2 separate regions of the Mus musculus genome follow, and region 2 is linked to region 1. A link is a loop called in an ENCODE intact Hi-C map of the cell type or tissue named here. Cell type or tissue: heart. All regions are shown on one strand. Each heading gives the region's core, and the rest is flanking DNA. Links, peaks and the distances in the headings are about the cores only.

What was found. Peaks named below come from ENCODE experiments on the same cell type or tissue, not always from the same donor. Only the 100,000 strongest peaks of a DNase experiment are listed, where the experiment ranks them.
Region 2: a loop joins it to region 1, with 5 times the contacts of the local background. A loop is called at or near these places in 2 of 42 quality-filtered maps.

What each region holds. Positions count from the first base shown.
Region 1 is chr8:128,021,407-128,030,035 of GRCm38, forward strand. No RefSeq gene overlaps it. Among named protein-coding and RNA genes, the nearest start is that of Gm32590, 220 kb to the left of the region's middle. In heart, for the core only: no CTCF peak of the experiment used is centred there; a DNase peak (open chromatin) is centred at 4,005; H3K27ac peaks cover 1,920 bases.
Region 2 is chr8:128,105,423-128,114,051 of GRCm38, forward strand. No RefSeq gene overlaps it. Among named protein-coding and RNA genes, the nearest start is that of Mir21c, 170 kb to the right of the region's middle. In heart, for the core only: no CTCF peak of the experiment used is centred there; DNase peaks (open chromatin) are centred at 3,829 and 7,969; H3K27ac peaks cover 1,293 bases.

The DNA of each region.
Region 1 (8,629 bases), core at 243-8,242:
AAACTGAAATCATCTGAGAAGAGGAAACTTCAAATTAAGAAAATGCTTCCATAAAATTGGCATGCAGGTTTGCCAGGCCAGTTGGTAGTGGCATATACCTTTGATCTCAGTGCTTAAGAGCAGTTGAATACCTATGAGATTGAGGCTACCCTGGTCTGTGGAACAAGTTCCAGGATAGCTAGAGCTACATAAAGCAATCCTCTCTCGGAAAACAACAAAAACAAAAACAAAAACAAAAAGAGACCAGGCTATCTGCCCATAAGCTTGTAGAGCATTTTTAAAATTAGTGATTGGAGGGGGAGGGTCTAGCCCATTATGGGTGGTGCCATCCATGGGCTGGTAGTCCTGGGTTCTATAAGAAGGTAGGTAAGCAGGCCACGGAAAGCCTCTAGGGTCTATCAGCTCCTGCCTCCAGATTCCTGTCCTGTGTGAGTTCTTGCCCTCACTGCTTTTGATAATGAACTGCTATATAGAAATGTGAGCTAAATAAGCCCTGTCCTTCCCAAATTGCTTTTGGTTATGGTGTTCTAGCACATCAACAGCAACTCTAACTAAGACAGGGACTTCAACTAAAGCTAAACTAGGATTTGCAGCTTTAATACTGGAAAGAATCTCAAGATTCTTTAATAATAATAGCCAGTGTGAAGCAGAGTCGGCATTCGATCAAGATATTTGAGTTTAAACGTAAAACAATGATTGTGAGAAAGATACTCAGAAGGAAAGACTCATCCAAAGGCATGAGTGTAGGTTTGGTCATATACAACATTTTGGTGTGTTTTTGGAGCTATCTTCTGGGGGATTTCTAAGGAACCTAAGTGAGATGGCAGGGTAGCTCCAAGTAGCACCAGACTGCATTACAATTGAAAAGGAAAACTCTAGATCATAAAGGTGCAGGAAGATAGTGTGGGAGCAGGAGTTAGACTCCATGATAAACAGATAGACAGGGAAGGGGCACATGACTAGGTAATAAAGATGGTGAACTTCCAAGATGGTTGGTTTCTTCCTTATCCTCCACAGTCCTTGAAGGCTATTTCTCCTGACGGTAGGGTCCCTGTTGGTTGTGGTTCAGTGTTCCACCTCGCCACTGGCTGGTGTGTGTGAACACCACTGGGGCAGCGGAAATGCAAGGGTACTAGGCTACACTCCATCCTCTCCACCAAGGTGCTGTCAGGCCCCCGGAGCGCCAGCACCTGCTCAGGAAAGGTGGAAGGCAGCCTAAGAGGGGAGCCTCAGCCCAGGTGAGAAACAGAACAGGCTGAGGGGGTTCCAAACTCCCGGGACACGGCTGGGAACCATGAGGAGTTAGGAACGGACCTCTGCATGCCAGCGATGAGCCCGGGGCAGGGGTGGTTGTGGTGGGGAATCCAGCTTAGTTCAGGGCTGAGTGTCCGAGGGATCTTCTGTGGGAGACTTAGGCAGTAACAAAGGCTCCCCCCCCCCACCCCCGGCAATTCTAAATGAGAAAGACAGGTCTTGATTGTCTAAACTGTTTATTCATGATGAAAATGGTGCATACAGCTTACTCAGGGTGGGCCAGAGATTAAATATCTTTTGTAGGAAGGAATGTCCGAAAAGGGAAGCTATTTGGCTAAACTCTTGGGTGGGTTATCTAGGTATCTCATTAGCACGGAGAACTCTAGGCTCTATGCTACATGACTAGTCCTTATGTTGGGTGTTGCGGTTGGAAGCAAATTCGAATGCCTACCATTCTCAATTATGAGAACTACCAGGGTTTCTTAATCTGCTCAACCTACCCAGTTTTTTGTCTACTTGTTCCACAGATGGTGGGTTGGATTAGCAAGTTAAAGGTCAGGTCTGGACGTGTTTACAGAACTCTTGTGGGCTAATCAACCATCCTGTCCTTCTTTAAACTGACCAACCCTAAATTAGGGAAGAAAACTCTTTAGAGACTTTAAAAAACTCCCAGTTCTCAAGGAGAGAAGCTGGGCTTTGGCTTCCTGTGTCCCCCTTTACTTCTTGCAGTCTCCTCTCTCTCTCTCTCTCTCTCTCTCTCTCTCTCTCTCTCTCTCTCTCTGTGTGTGTGTGTGTGTGTGTGTGTGTTTGTATCTGTGTGTGTGTCTGTGTGTGTGTACTCGTGCACGCACGTGTGCTGTGTGTGTCTGCTGCATGCGTGTGTTTTCTCACTCTTGATGAAACCCTCTCTTCAGCTGCTGATTCTGTGTGTTCCTGTTTGCTGTGTTCATGATATCCCTGGCTGTAACCTGTTGTGCTCAAGATTTTTATTGCCTTTTAATTTTTTTAACAGAATTCTTTAGCAGAGAGAAGGAACCCTGATGAGGACCCCTAGCTGGAACATCAGGACATCTTTACCATAAACAAAGTCAACAGTCTTGTTTGAGATTCCCAGGAAATTACTGGGAACACCATGGGAGACCTTGAGGACTCTGTAGCTAAGGACGAGTCAGGGAAAAAAGTTAGCTAATGGGTCATCCATAAAAACAACACAGAAAGGAATCCCAGCCCTTCATGCTCCCTCTGCTGCTTCTCCCTACCCAGAGCAAAGATTCAGGGAAACCTCAGTTAAAATCAAAGAACAAGGAAGAAATGTGTGCTCGAGCCCCTATCTCAGAAATTAAAGCCACAGCCACAGTTAAGTTTTCATTTGATCTTCCAGACTGTTCAGATGAGCATCAGTGTTACCAGAAAAGGGTCTGTGGTCAACAGAGCAAGAATACATTCTACCCAGGAGACAGGATCAGGGTCAAGCTCATAGGAACTGTTGCTTGGGTCTGGTGGCATCATGCGTGAGAGAAATGTAAAGGCAAGCTGCCCTGACAAAGGAAAGGACCAAAAAAAAAAGTTTTCCTACTAACTTTTATGTGCATTCATATTTGTGTGTGCACATGGCAGGATGGAAGCAGACAGATTTGGAGGATCCAGAAGACCCCTCGGGTGCTGTATTGTATGCCTTGCTTTTTTTTTGAGACAATCTTTGTGAGAATTGCTGATTAGACTAGACTGACTGGCCTAAGAGTGTGAAGGATCTTCTTGTCTCTCTCTAGTGCTGGGATCACAAGCACACACTACCATATCCAGCTTTTTATTCACATTTGGCTGCTATGGATTGAACTCAACTTCTGTCTGCAGAGCAAGCACTTTACTGTCGCCTCAGACCTTCCCTAGTATCTTGGATAAAAGTTCTCAAATAACTAACTCTCCTGGGTTAAAATATTACAGTTTTTAATAACAAAACATTAAAATGATAGGGTTAGTGTCTAAAATGACTATGATGCAGAATGACGAATACCCATAAGCCAGCATGCTTGCTGAGTTAACTAATTCTATCCCCCTACCTCACATTGCAAAGAGCTGACCCTGAAGGTGAGATGCTTGCTCTCCAGGGATCTCAGCTGCCTATAGTTAGGGGAAAGTGGCTAAAAGGAGCAGAAGAAGGGACTAAGGAAAGCTGAGTGCTTACCAGGGAAGACTGGATGGACTGCCCAAGGCAGGGGGGGGGGGCGGGGGGGGGGGCGGCTGGTCCTTCTTCTTGTAGCCAATGTGAGAAACAGAATTATAAGAGACCCAGACTCCCCTGCCCCCACCCTGATATCCTAAGAATAGGCCAAAAGAAAAGGGCATGAAATGGTGTTACTGGGAGAAGTGCCAAGACAAAGAGATATTCAGATTTCTGGGGACAAAGGCCATGTGAAAGGAATTTTCCTTTCAACACACAGACACACACAGAGAGACATAAACACACAGAGATACACACACATACACACACACACACACACACACAGAGAGAGAGAGAGAGAGAGAGAGAGAGAGAGAGAGAGAGAACACTGTGTGGCTGGCAGAATGAAATGAATTAGCTGCACTGCATCAACTTCAAATTAAAATAATTTCAAATGTAGCAAAAGAGAACGTGGCAGCGGGCCACCGTCTTAAACAGAACACATGGACAGGGCCTGGGAATGGAAAGCAGAGCCATTCCAAGTGAACCCAGAACACGGAGCAGGGGCTGGAAGAGCCAGTCCAGGCTGCAAGCAGCTGGGAGCTAAATGTTTCCTCCTGGGCCACAGAGAAGGGAGGGGTGTGGGGACTGGAGAGGAATGGAAGCCAAACCATCCATAGGGCTGGTACAGGGCCAGATGGCCACCAACCAGAGACATTGGTTCTTGTGACTCGGGTCACTGGGCAGGAGGGGCCTGAGATCTTGACATAGGGTAAAAGACCCAGAAGAAGAGCAGACCCTGGGCTGAGAGCTTCTACAGCCTCCAGGGGTCTGCACCCTGGATGCCAAAGCTCCCCGGACAGGAAATGAGTGAGACTCCATTAGATTCCAGAGGAAACCTCAGACTCTGGCAACAATAGCAAGAAAGAAGGCTGGGCACAGCAGTTTGTTTAATGTGGATCTGTAAAGGTCAGGGTTAAATGTTTGTGAAAGTTCTCCAACAGGGTTGCACACATAGACCTTTGGGGACGGAGGGAAGACATTGCCTCATGCACAGCCCAGGCACCCAAAATGACTTATATCTAGAAGACTGTGACCCTTGCTGTACAGAAGGACCTATGGCCGTCCACACTCAGAAGGAAAAAGAGATCTTTGGTATTGTTTTATAATCCAGGGACAATTTTCACAGTGATGCAGAGAAAGACCAAGGGTTTAAGGCCAGAGCTGAGGAGATAAAATGAGTGTTATGAAAGCATGAGAACCTTGTGTCCACATTAAATAAAAATAAAAGGAGCAGGAGGAAGAGGAATAGGAGGCGATGGAAAGGAGGAAGAGGAAGATATAAGGGCAGAGGCCAGCATTATCATAATCCCAGGACTGGGACAGGAGGGTCCTTGGGGCTCCTCTTTGTCTGTGAGGATATTTCCAGAGAGGTCTCACTAAGGAAGGAAAATGTCTGGTCTAGCCAATTGGAAAGCTCTAGGTTTAGATGATGCATAGATAAAGAAATAGATAGATAGATAGATAGATAGATAGATAGATAGATAGATAGATAGATGGTCAAAGAGCTGAAGCAATGTCTCTGCTGTCAAGAGAGCTTGCTGCTCTTGCGGAGAACCTGCTATTACTTGCACTCACATCAGATGGCTCACAACCATCTATAACACCAGTTCCATGGGATCTGATACTCAATACTGGTCTCTAAGGATCCCTATACACATCATGTGTTTCATGTACAGACTTGAAGACACACACACACACATACACATAAGATAAAAATTAAACAATAAAGAGTACTTAAGAACTTTACCTGATGTTGACCTCTGGCCTTTACATATGTGCACACACAGGTACACAGACACATTTACTTGGGTATATACAAACACAGATATACACATACATACATACATACATACATATATACATACACACATGATGCATGCATACATATATACATACACATCAAAATGAGTTTTCAAAAATAAGTTCCAAGTTAGCCTGGGCTACACAGTGACAGCCTATCTCAAAAACTGAATTAAATAAATGAATGAATGAATGGTATAGGATATTAATTTTATTTGGTCAAGGTTACCTTATCTTATTTTGAATTTTAAAAAAATCTACTTCAAAATATATTCACAGTACCTGGCATCTTACTCACATAATCCTGATCTGATAATTTCTCAGTAAATGGCCGCTATTCCATATCACTGTGAGTCCAGCCTGCCCTTCATAGACTTGTGTTCCCTTCTGTGGAACCAATCAAGCTAGGCTAAGAATATTTGAAGAAACAATCGTGTCTGTCCTGAATTATATTCCTTTGCTGATTGCATAAGCAATACAGCAGTATGGAAACAAGGCATGCATGCTAAATTGGCTGCTCTCAGTCACTTTGAGATTTAAATACACAGAAGATGTGCAGAGGTTACATGCTGCTTTAGTGAGTTTCTCTGCTGCTGGGATAAATCACTCTGAGCAAAAGGATTTGGACAGGAAAAAAGTTGTTTTTTGTTATTTTGTTCTGTTTTTTTTGTTGTTGTTGTTTTGTTTTGTTTTAATTTTACACTTCCAGGTCACTATCTATCACTGGGGAAGTCAGGGCAGGAAATCCAGCAGGAATTGGAAGAGTTCATGGAGAAACACTGTTTAATGCCTTGCTCCCTCTAGCTCATGCCCAGCCTACTTTCTCATACAACCAGGACCACTTTCTCAGGGGTGGCACCTCTCACAGTAGACTGGGCCCTCCCACATCAATCAATAGTCAAGACAATCTCCCACAGACATGGCCACAGGCCAATGTGATCTAGACAACTCCTTAATTGAGACTCCCTTTTCCCAGGTGACTCTTGATTGTATAAGTTAACAATAAAACCTAAGTAGGATAGATGTTAATACCATGTCCCTGTAAAAGAAAATTTTATTACAATAAATCAGTGTGTGTGCGAGTGCATGTGTATGCACATGTGTGACAGTCACAAGACTGCTTAAGGTTCTCTCCTTTCACTGTATGGATTCTAGGAATCAAACTCAGGTCACTAGGCTTGGCAGCAAGTGTCTTTTACCAGTTGAACCATCTCACTGGCCCCTATTTCTCTTTTTAATCACTGGTGTGTGTGTGTGCATATATGTATGTGTGTATATTCATTGGTGGACAGTACTGAATTTCACATATATGTATGTGTGTATATTCATTGGTGGACAGTACTGAATTTCATAGATACTTTCACACACATTGATAGTGTCCTTTGACCACGTTACCCACGTGTTTTCATACAAATTTAGTGTCCTAGGACCACGTTACCCACATGTGCATGACCTTTATTTTTCTCTTCCTGTTGAGTCTCCTTCTCTCAGACCACTTCACTTCTACTTTCCTGTCATACACGTATCTATGATTTTGTGAGTGTTCATAATAGCTAGGATCCACTGAGACAAAACATGTAGTTGTATCTTTAAGCATCTAATTTAATTCATTTGACATGATAATCTCCAATTCCATTCAACTTCTTGCAAAAATAAGATGATTTCATTCTTCTTTGTGGCTGAATAAAATTCCATTATATCGATATGCCTTGTTTTCATTATCCAACCCTCTATCAGTGGCTGGGTTGAGTCCACAAGCTACCTGTTCTGAATAGCAGGCAATAGCATGGATATGCCAGTACCTCTGTGACATGCTGACTTTGAGTCCTTTGATAGATACATAGTAGGACCACTGGGTCACAGGGTAGACCTAGTTTAATTTTTTTGAGGATCTCCCATACTGACCTCCATAATGTCTAGACTGATTTACCCTTCTACCAGCAGTGTATATGGGTTCTCTTTTCTCTGCATCCTCACCAACCTTTGTTATTATCAGTTTTCTTAATGGTTGCCATTTTAACTGTGGTGAAAGGTAATCTCAATGTAGACTTAATTTGCATTTTCCCACTGGCTGGTTAAAGTTGAACGTCTTTTCATGTTTATTGTGCTATGTCTGTGATGATTAATTTTTATTGTCAACATGTAGAGATTTTAAAATCTCCATGGAAACACATCTCTGGGTTTGTCAGCAAGGGTGCTTCCACGGATGCTTAACTGAGGAGGAGAGACAAAAACCTGAATGTGAGAAGCAGCATTGCATAGGCTGGGGTGTTGGACTGAATAAGAAAGCATCCTGAGGGTCAGCTTTCTTTGCTGCTTCCCATCTGTGGTAGATGTGACCAGCTGCCCGAGACTCCTGCTGCTATGGTCTGCCCACTATGTATCTTAAGACTTAACACAAAATAGAACATTTCTTAAGTTGACTTTGTCAGTTATCATGTCAAATCAAGAAGAAAATTAGCTCATACAGTGCTTTCGTTTTTCTTTTTTTTTTTTTTCTTTTTCTTTCTTTCTTGTTTTTGGAAGGGACCATAAACGTTTTGATATCTAAAGGCATCTTAGATCCCCTTCCTCAAACCCAAGAAGCAAGTAAATCACTATTTCTTCTGAACACTCTTCAATCTCACAGGTGAAAATAATGCTCCAATAAACATCTTCATATGTAAATCTCTCCCCAATCTCCAATAAGCCCCCAAGGTACATTTCCATCTATTTCTATTCCTAACCACAATAAGTTGAAGTCTAACCCCCTTAAAGATGTTTGACAGTATTGCCAGCTTAACTCTAGGATGATATCAATACCTTTCCCAGCTATCCTCATTGGAACATTCCTGGAGCAACCTGTTGACCTTAGGTCATACTATCTGCATTTCTTTATCTGTCCTGCCACCTGTTCTGCATCTAAGCACTGGAGATCAGCTCTCAAACAACAGCAAGAGGACTGGCTGTTCTCAAGGTACATAAAGCCTAAGGGAAGACAGACACACAGATACACATCATGACATTCAGGGAATAACATTAGAATAAAGTAGGCTAAAGATGCTGTTTTGATGAGAATGTAATCTATCTAATCTGGCTAGAAAAATGAATTCTGAGGGCTAGGTATATGGTTCAGTTGATAAAATATTTACCTAGCATGCACGAAACCATACATCTGGTCCTCAGCACCCTATAAACCAGATACAGTGGTGTGTGTTTTTCATCTCAGCACTCAGGAAGTAGATGCAGGAAGATGCAGAAGTTTAAGACCATCTTTGGTACACAACGTGTGTAAGGCTAACCTGGGCTACATGAGACCTGACACAAAGGTATGGGAGAGGAAGAAAGGAAAGAGAAGGGGACAGGGGGGGG
Region 2 (8,629 bases), core at 189-8,188, 84 kb after region 1:
GTCTTGTACTTCTGATACATTTTTATTTTTAAGCTTTTGTTGTTGTTTGCCTGATTGTTTTTAAAGACAAAGTCTCACTCAGTTGCCTATCTGTGCTGGAACTTACTGTATTTAACCCACAGTAATTTCTGTTGTCTCAGCCTGGGATTAAAGGTGTCAGGTAAAAAGCCTTGCATCTTTGCATTTTTGAAACTATGCTACAGTAGCCCTTCCTCAAAGTAAGGCAATTTTTCTGTGGGAAGAATCATGCCCAGGCCAAGTACTGATACTTTGAATTCTAACTCCCTAGATTTCCACATGATTGTCAGAAGACAAAGTATAGAAGAAAGGATTAGAAATTTTAAAGTCCAATTCTAATATATTTTTCATTACCTCTAATGAGTTCACTCCTGTGTGTTTTGTGCCCATTATATGGCTAAAAACAGCAAAAGCCAGAAAAAAATCCCAGCAAAGAAAGGGGAAGTGGGTATAAAGACCAATCCTCTACCAAGAAGCTCTCTACAATACAATACATGCTGGGAGCAGGAAAGTCAGTCAGCCATACTGCTCAGGAGTGGCTCTGGCCAACATAAAATAGACTCCATGATTTTTGTGTGCTTTTGTTTTGGTATTTTTGTCTTTTGACTTTGGTTATTTGCTTTCATTCCTTTTTCTTTTCTTTCCTTGGGAGGGAGGGAGAGAGAGAGAGAGGGAGAGAGAGGAAGGGAGGGAGAGAGAGAGGGAGGGAGGGAGAGAGAGGGAGGGAGGGAGAGAGAGAGGGAGAGGGAGGGAGAGAGAGGGAGAGAGGGAGAGAGGGAGAGAGAGAGAGAGAGAGAGAGAGAAAGAGAGAGAGAGAGAGAGAGAGAGAGAGAGAGAGAGAGAAATTTAAATGGATAGGGAGGTTGGGGGACCTGGGAGGAGTTAGGAGTGAAGGAAAAATATGATCACAGTATACTGTATGAAAAAAATAAGCCAATAAATACAAAAAAGGAAGGAAACTGGAGAAAAAGAAAAACTCTGGAAAGAAAAAGGTCCAGGTTGAGGAACATACCAGAGCTCAGAGACAGCAGGCTTCCTTTACCAAGACCCTCACACCTGTGCTCCCAGGCACCAGCCCTGCAGGAGGCTTGGAGTATTAACCCAGAACAACTGAGGTTCTCAGAGGAGGTGGGGAAAAACACTTGGGAAAACCTCTCTCCAGAACAGAAGTCTTATAAAATGCTACCAGAGGGCTTCAATATCCACTGTTTCAGAAAATAGCAGAATTTAGGTTCGGTATGTTGTGGCAATGTGGAGTCATAGTAGGAGGTCCTTACAAGCACACTGGAGCTCTACAAAGCCAGGCTGACTTGTCCTAGAGGCAGCTGTTCTTGCCTTTCAGAAAGTCTTGGGATCAACCTAAGAGTTGGGCCAGCTTCCCTTCTCTTTCCGATATATTGTCTTTCTTAACTTGAACAAAAAGACTTGTGTAGTATATATGTGGTATATGTGGGTAAGCATAAGCAACATGAGCTGTCAGCTTCCTTCCCAGACACCTAGGAAGTCATTTGTAAGTTTTATAGAGGACAACATTTTATATGATATAAAATAAGGTAATAAAATAATATCAAGTTAAATTAAACCAGGCTGAACGTAATCCAGAGATACAAAGACCGGTAGTATTTGAGTGAGAAAATAAATGGGCAAAGAATAGGTTTCAAGCACAAACCAGATCACTCTGGACCCTTCTAATCTAATTAAAAACCTTTCAGCCAGGCTCTGTTAGTTTGGTTTTCCATGCTTTTCCACCCGAATGTTGTGGTTCTGGGAAGCCCGAGGCCGTCTGATGCTCTGAGTGATAGAGACCTGCTAATGCGGTTCCTGGAAGGAATGATGGCTTTTCTCTGTGTGCAGTTTCTACTCCAGCCCACCTGAAACCACTCCCCATGCTTGTTATAGATCTTGGCTTAAAAGCCATTTCCCATCCCCTGAAGTGCAGCCATCACTCCTGGGACTATTTATGTCTGAAATTTATGAGCGGATGCGTCTCCACATTGTATCTGGTGGAGACCTTAAGGTTGCATTTGTGAATCCTCTTTCATTAAAACAGAGACATAATGATGGTCATACATTGCAGGGAAATCAAGCTGATCTTCCCCACAAAACTACCTCCATATTTGCTTCCTCTCTGTGTTCAGATTTCCATAGTGGCAGCCATAGTATTATTTTAACAGTTATAATTCTCAATCACGTGTTTCTCCTTGTCACTCACTTTTCTTAGTGATCACATGTTAATCTGTTGTACAATGTCCAACACTATACATTTTGCAATACATTGCCACAGGCAGACTGCATCTTGCTGTTTCTTCATTCATACATTCATAATAATTCATAATGCGAAGCAATACAAAACCTGGCTACATGCTTGTGCGTTATGAATTATTTTCTCAGGAGAGAGGCTCTAGAATGGAGCCTCTGGGTTTCTCTGTCTGTTGTTTGTCACATTAGTTGCTTTTCCCAAAAGGGTTGAGATGGATCCCGGCAGTGATAATATAATGCCAGCAATAATACAGCAATAACGCCGTTCTCAGTGACTTTTTGATACTATGTTTTTTTGCTAATTCAGATAAAATAGCTCCTCCACTTTGCTTTAGTATGTGTTTCTGTTTCTGCATGTGAAGGCAGAAGTTATTTCCCAATGTTTGCTCTTTGCATTTCCTCTTGTACCAATTATTAGAGCGACATATTTTTTTTTTAGATTTTATTATTTATTTTATATGTAAGTACACTGTCATTGTCTTCAGACACACCAGGGGAGGGAGTCAGATGTCATTAAGGATGGTTGTAAGCCACCATGTGGTTGCTGGGATTTGAACTCAGAACCTTCGGAAGAGCAGTCAGTGCTCTTAACCGCTGAGCCATCTCTCCAGCCCCCTAGAGCGACATATTTTATCATTTCTCGATGCCCTACATCCATCAGATTTTTAATGGGGTTTAGAAATCAGTGCAGCCAATAAGGTGTCAGGGATCAACCTGATCTTGCCATTATCCTCAGCAGGGTTTGGCAATGTTATTCTTCACCCATTCTCAGACATTACCAAGGAGCTGTTGTTTGGTTTCTGCTTTAGCACACATATGTGGTCCATATTCCATTGCACTGTGGTGAAAGTCAGCAGCAGCAGCAGCCCAAGTCAGTAACTCAAAGTTAGCAGCCGACTAACCAGTGCTTGTTATGTAAGCAGGGCATCAACAATAGCACCAGTTACCTTTACAGAAGCAAACGCTTGGGCTAGGGATGTTGCTCATTTGGTAGAGTGCCTCTTGTGCATGAAGTCCTGGGCTCATCCGCAGCACTTCGTAAACGTCACATAGTGGCAAATACCTGTGATCCCAGCATGAAGGAGGTAAAGGCAGGAGGATCAGAAGTTCAAAGTCATCCTCAGCTAGATAGTGAGTGTCATCCTGGAGTACTAAAAATAAAATCTTTTAAGAAAAGCAAGCATACTATTTACTTTCATAAGATACTGATATCCATCACAATCATATTTTTAATCGCTGTTTATTTGCTTTATCTTCTTAGGAAACAAAAAAACAAAAAGGACCAAAACAAGTGTGTGTGTATGTATATGTGTGTGTGTTTATAATTATCTTTCTTGAGATTAGGGTTTTATTAATCTTGTTTTACACTTCCGAGCCTGGAACAGCAGGTAGACTCCAAGGAGGGTCTGCTGTCTTCAATAGCAACTGCAGCAAGTTCTTCTGAGTCTGGAGCATTCTCTGCTGGACTCTGCTGAAAAGGCTCACTGGAGTCTGAGAGGAGAGGAGAGAGAGCGTGCAGGCTGCCACCCCACTCTCTGAGAGTCACAACTCTCTTGTTATATAATTTCCCTCCATATCCTAAAAAAAGCCATTCCCTTGATAAAACATGCCCTTCTGTACCCTGTCCTCACAAAGCCTTTTCCTTCAGACCAAAGGCTGTGATTGCCATGGTTACCCAATGCTAGTAAGTAAGCAAGGGTACACTGGGTCCCCAGCTCATGCTACCCCGACTCCCATCAAGCCATAATCAGGACAATTTTCAAACATTGTGACCCTTGTCACCTATTCCTTTTTCTCAAGTGCCTGCTACCCTTCTAGGTTAAGTACTGAGCAGTGTGAACATAGGCTGAATTGGAAATGGAGGCAGAGCTGTGGAACATAACTGGGGGTGCTCCCACCTTGCTCATCAGGAGGGCAGTTGAGTCCAGAGTTCATCCTAGAGGCCTACTGCTGTCCCTGGGAATGAAGTGCTTTAAATTCTCCCAGGAATAGATGTAGTCTGATGATGATGCTTTTACTAGGAGCCTTGACCAAGGGGAGGATCTAAAGGACATATTAACATGATTCATCTTCAGGCTCCTTACCTTAGACCCTCTTCCTTTTATATCCTGAAGGTTTGTAACTATTGCCCATTGCTATGACCAAAAGTAGTGTAAGGTAGAAAGGGTTGGGTTTTGGCTCAGAGTTTGAGAGTGTGGTCCATCATGGTGGAGAGGGCACAGCAGCAGGATCCTGAGACAGCTGCCACACTGCATCCATACAAGAGAGAAGAATGCTGGTTCCCAGCTAGCTTCCTCCTATTCATTCAACTCCAGCTCATGCTGTGTTACTCACATTCAGGGCTTGTTCCCTCCTCCTTTCGGCTTCTCTGGAAACATAGGCACAGAAACACTCAGGGTTCTGTTTTTCAGGTGACCCAAAATTCAGTCAGGCTGACAGCAAAGATTCACCAAAACAAAGACAAACATTATTTTTCATAGAAAACCGTTCCCTTCCTAAATTTACGTTACTTCAACTCAAAGTGCACTGTTTGACCTTATCATGTCTGAGTTAGACAGTGAGATCTCCTGCCTCAGCTCTCTCCTGGATTTTGCTTATACCAAAGCTATCCTTCCCTGGGCCCATCTCTTCAGACTATTCTCAGACAATTGACTACCTGGTTCCATATATAGAACCAAGACTTTGACTAGACAGTGCACCATACTACACCTCTGCTCTAACTGGCTGTATTAGTTGTTTATCTCATTGCTGTAACCAAACACCTGACAGGAAACAGCAGGATAGAATGATTTATTCTGGCTCACAGTTTAAGAAAGAAATCAGTCCATCATGGCAGGGAAGACTGGGTAGGGGAGTAAGGTATGTGATTATATTAAACTGACAGGAAGATGTGAGGCTGAGACATAAAATCTCAAGGCCTGCCTCCAGTGACTCAATACCTTTAGGAATGCTATACCTCCTATGGAGCCACAACCAGAAACCTTTGGACCATCAGGTAAGGATCAAGTGTTCAAACATAGGAGTCTACAGAGGGTATTTCACATTCAAATGACACCTTGATTTGATATGATATAATTCTTTAATTCAAAGCCATGAATCTCAATATTTTAGAAAGGTGGTTGGGAGGGGAAGGGAGAGAATCTACCCTTCTGTCTTGTCAAAACCCTGCCATTCCTCTTAGTACTGCTGCTCAGATGGCAGTTAGGATAGCTGATTAACACACACACACACACACACACACACACACAGAGAGAGAGAGAGAGAGAGAGAGAGAGAGAGAGAGAGAGACTTGTTATAAGTTGTAACTGTATGGACACAAAGAAAAATCTGCAGAAATTCATTGTTTGGACACACAATAAAATAATTCCTATTAAAACATACAAAATTAGACATGTTTCAAATGCTCAAGCCATGTGGTATCAAGGCTGGACACATCTAATGCTCAGCTTGAGAACCAGGGTCAGAGGATCTGGGCTTTAGGAAAAGCTCTGTAGCAACTGCAGACATCCTTCTGCTGGTCTTCTACACAAGAGAGAAAATGTGAATAGGAATAGGCAGTTTGTCCTTGGCACCAGGCAGTTCTCAGTTTCAGTTCTGACTTTGGTTCTGTCATATTTAGTGCGTGGCTTTCCTTGGTCAGGTAGTTTCACAGCTTCCACTTTCCATCCCATAGCTTTAACTTTCATTATCTGTAAAACGGAAGCAACATGGATGGGGGAGGGGGTGGAGAGGGGGGGTACAGAGGCAAGGAGAGCTCAATTGGCAAAGTGATTGTCTTGTATGCCTGAAGACTGGAGATTGGTCTTCCAAACCCACGTAAAATGTTGAATGTGGAGTGTACAATTATATTCACAAGACTGGGAATCTGGAAACAGAGGGATCTCTGGGACTCACCCACCAAACAACCTTTCCTTGTTAGCAAGCTCCAGATCCCAGTATGAGATGGTCTCAACAGTAAAGGTAGATGGCATCTAAGGAAAGACATGTGAGTTTGTTTTCTAGCCTTAACACACAGATACACACACATATACAAACACACACAGACACACACAGACAAACACAAACATACACAGATATACACACATACACACACATACACACACAGACACACACAGATGTGCACACATACTTATGCACCAGCACACATGTACACACAAAACAGAGGTAATAAAGCAGGCCTTCTTTGAAATACACCTAGTATGACAAATTCATAAGTGTTCAATAAATGCTATTACTTTAAAATTAATAAATATTGTAAGTAGTTGAATGTAGTGGTACACACCCATAATTCTAGCATTTGTGGAGATGAGAAATGATTATTTTGAGTTCAAGACCATTTTGGATTGCATTCTCTCTCTCTCCATATATATGTATGCATATATATATATATATATATATATACATATATACAGTGTGTCTACATATATAAGTACATCTATTTACATATTAATATATAGCATTATGTGTATAATTATATTAAATAGTTTAATGGCATTTAGAATGCCTTTCTTTCTCAATCTATTCGTAGACCCAGAAGGTTAAAAAAAAACTATAAAAGTTTCTAATGTTGGGAGCCAATGAAGTCCTGAGTAAATAAATGTGTTTTGCTAACATGAGCATGGCCATGTCAAGAACCCAGTGTCTCAGACCCATGGGACTAGTAAGGCCTTCCTTCCCTGGGTCAGGATCAGAGGGAATAACAACGTTTTCCTCTTGTCCCAATTTAGATGTTATGAATGACTGATTTTTATCTAAAACCAGTGAACGCAGAAACTATCAACTACAGCTTTCTCCTCCCAAGTGACTGTAACTTGGAACTGCCCCCCTAAGAGACCTCTTACTGAGATTAGCTACATTTCTCCCCTTCCCTGCTGCATGCAGTAAACCTGCCTTTTAGCTCTGGTAATTGGACTGAGTTTCTGGATTACTGGTACATCCCCATCAGTTGCATGGCACACCCAATCCCAGAGTTTCTCTATATAGGTCCGTGTCTAACCTTCCTTCAGTCCCTTGTAGCCCCAAGCAGGATCAATCCCTAAGCTATGCAGGTCAAGGCATTCTATTTATGGCTACACATTTGTCTTTTACTCATTTCCCTTAAATGATGGGCAGTATCTTTACCCAAATAGCTAAATCAACCGGTTCCCTTCCTGATCTGCCTCCAAGCAAGAACACTCTGCAGGAGGAGGGAAACTGCACATTTCTCAGTGTTGTTTCCCAAATGAGCAGTGTCAGATGCAGAATCCACCTTTCTGATGATGACCTTGCCCAGTGAAAATTAAAGACTCATTCATCTAGAGACAGCCAAATGTAAAACTACACTTGTAAAATAACACCTGCCAAGTTACTGCCCTTCAGCGACTTGGCAAACAGTAAGCGGATGAACTCAGAACACTTAGGGATTCAGGCTTTCAGAAGCCATCATCCAAGGTGGTACATGGATCTTTCTGAAAGGAACTTCCTGCTGGATTTCTTTGCTGTGGTTTCCTTCCCACGCACCTGAAGCTCATGAAAGCAAAGAGTACATCTATCATGCAAAGTGGGACTTGTCTGAAATAACTGGAATGAAACCAAAGTTGAATGCTAGGAATGCTCACCACAGATACTGAGCATGGACCCAGGAGATGACTCATTAATATCTGGCACTGGCTCACAGAGGGTCAGAGACAAATCTCATACTCACAGCCTCTGTGCCAAGTCCTGATTGCAGGGTGTTCACTGACAGCCTTCAGCAGCCTCACCAATCTGACTGGAGCCAAAGGTTCCAGCCAGCAAGGTCAGTATGTCCTTCCCTATGTTGCTTTGTCAAGACTCAGAGTGAAGATGACTGGAAATGCTTAGCTAATTGAAAAAAATTCTTTTTATGAGTGTCTGTGGAGGGGGTGGGTCATGTCTGTGTATGGGTGACCTGTTCTATGTGTTTGTGTGTGTATGTGATTGTCAACTTTGGCTGTTGCCTCTATTTTTCTAGACAAGGCCTAGACATCACCAAGTAAGCTGAGCTGGCTGACCCAGGGATCCTACTGTGTTCACCTACTCAGCATTGGGGTTACAGCTGTGTACCTTATGTCTGTTTTTTGTTTGTTTATTTTTACAAGAGTTCTAGGGGGTTTGAACCCAGGTCCTCATGCTTGTATGGTAAGCACTTTAATGACTAAGTCTGCTCTACAGTCTCACTTAGCTCGTATTTAGTGATCTTCTCCTTAAACTATATATACCTTGTATTTCCTATACGATATATAGGGCCCTGGAAACACAGAGCAGAGGTCTCAATCTCCTATCCATCCTTGAAAACATTCTGATCTTCACCATCTATGGTGCCATCTCTAGCCCCATGTCAACTTGACCCAAG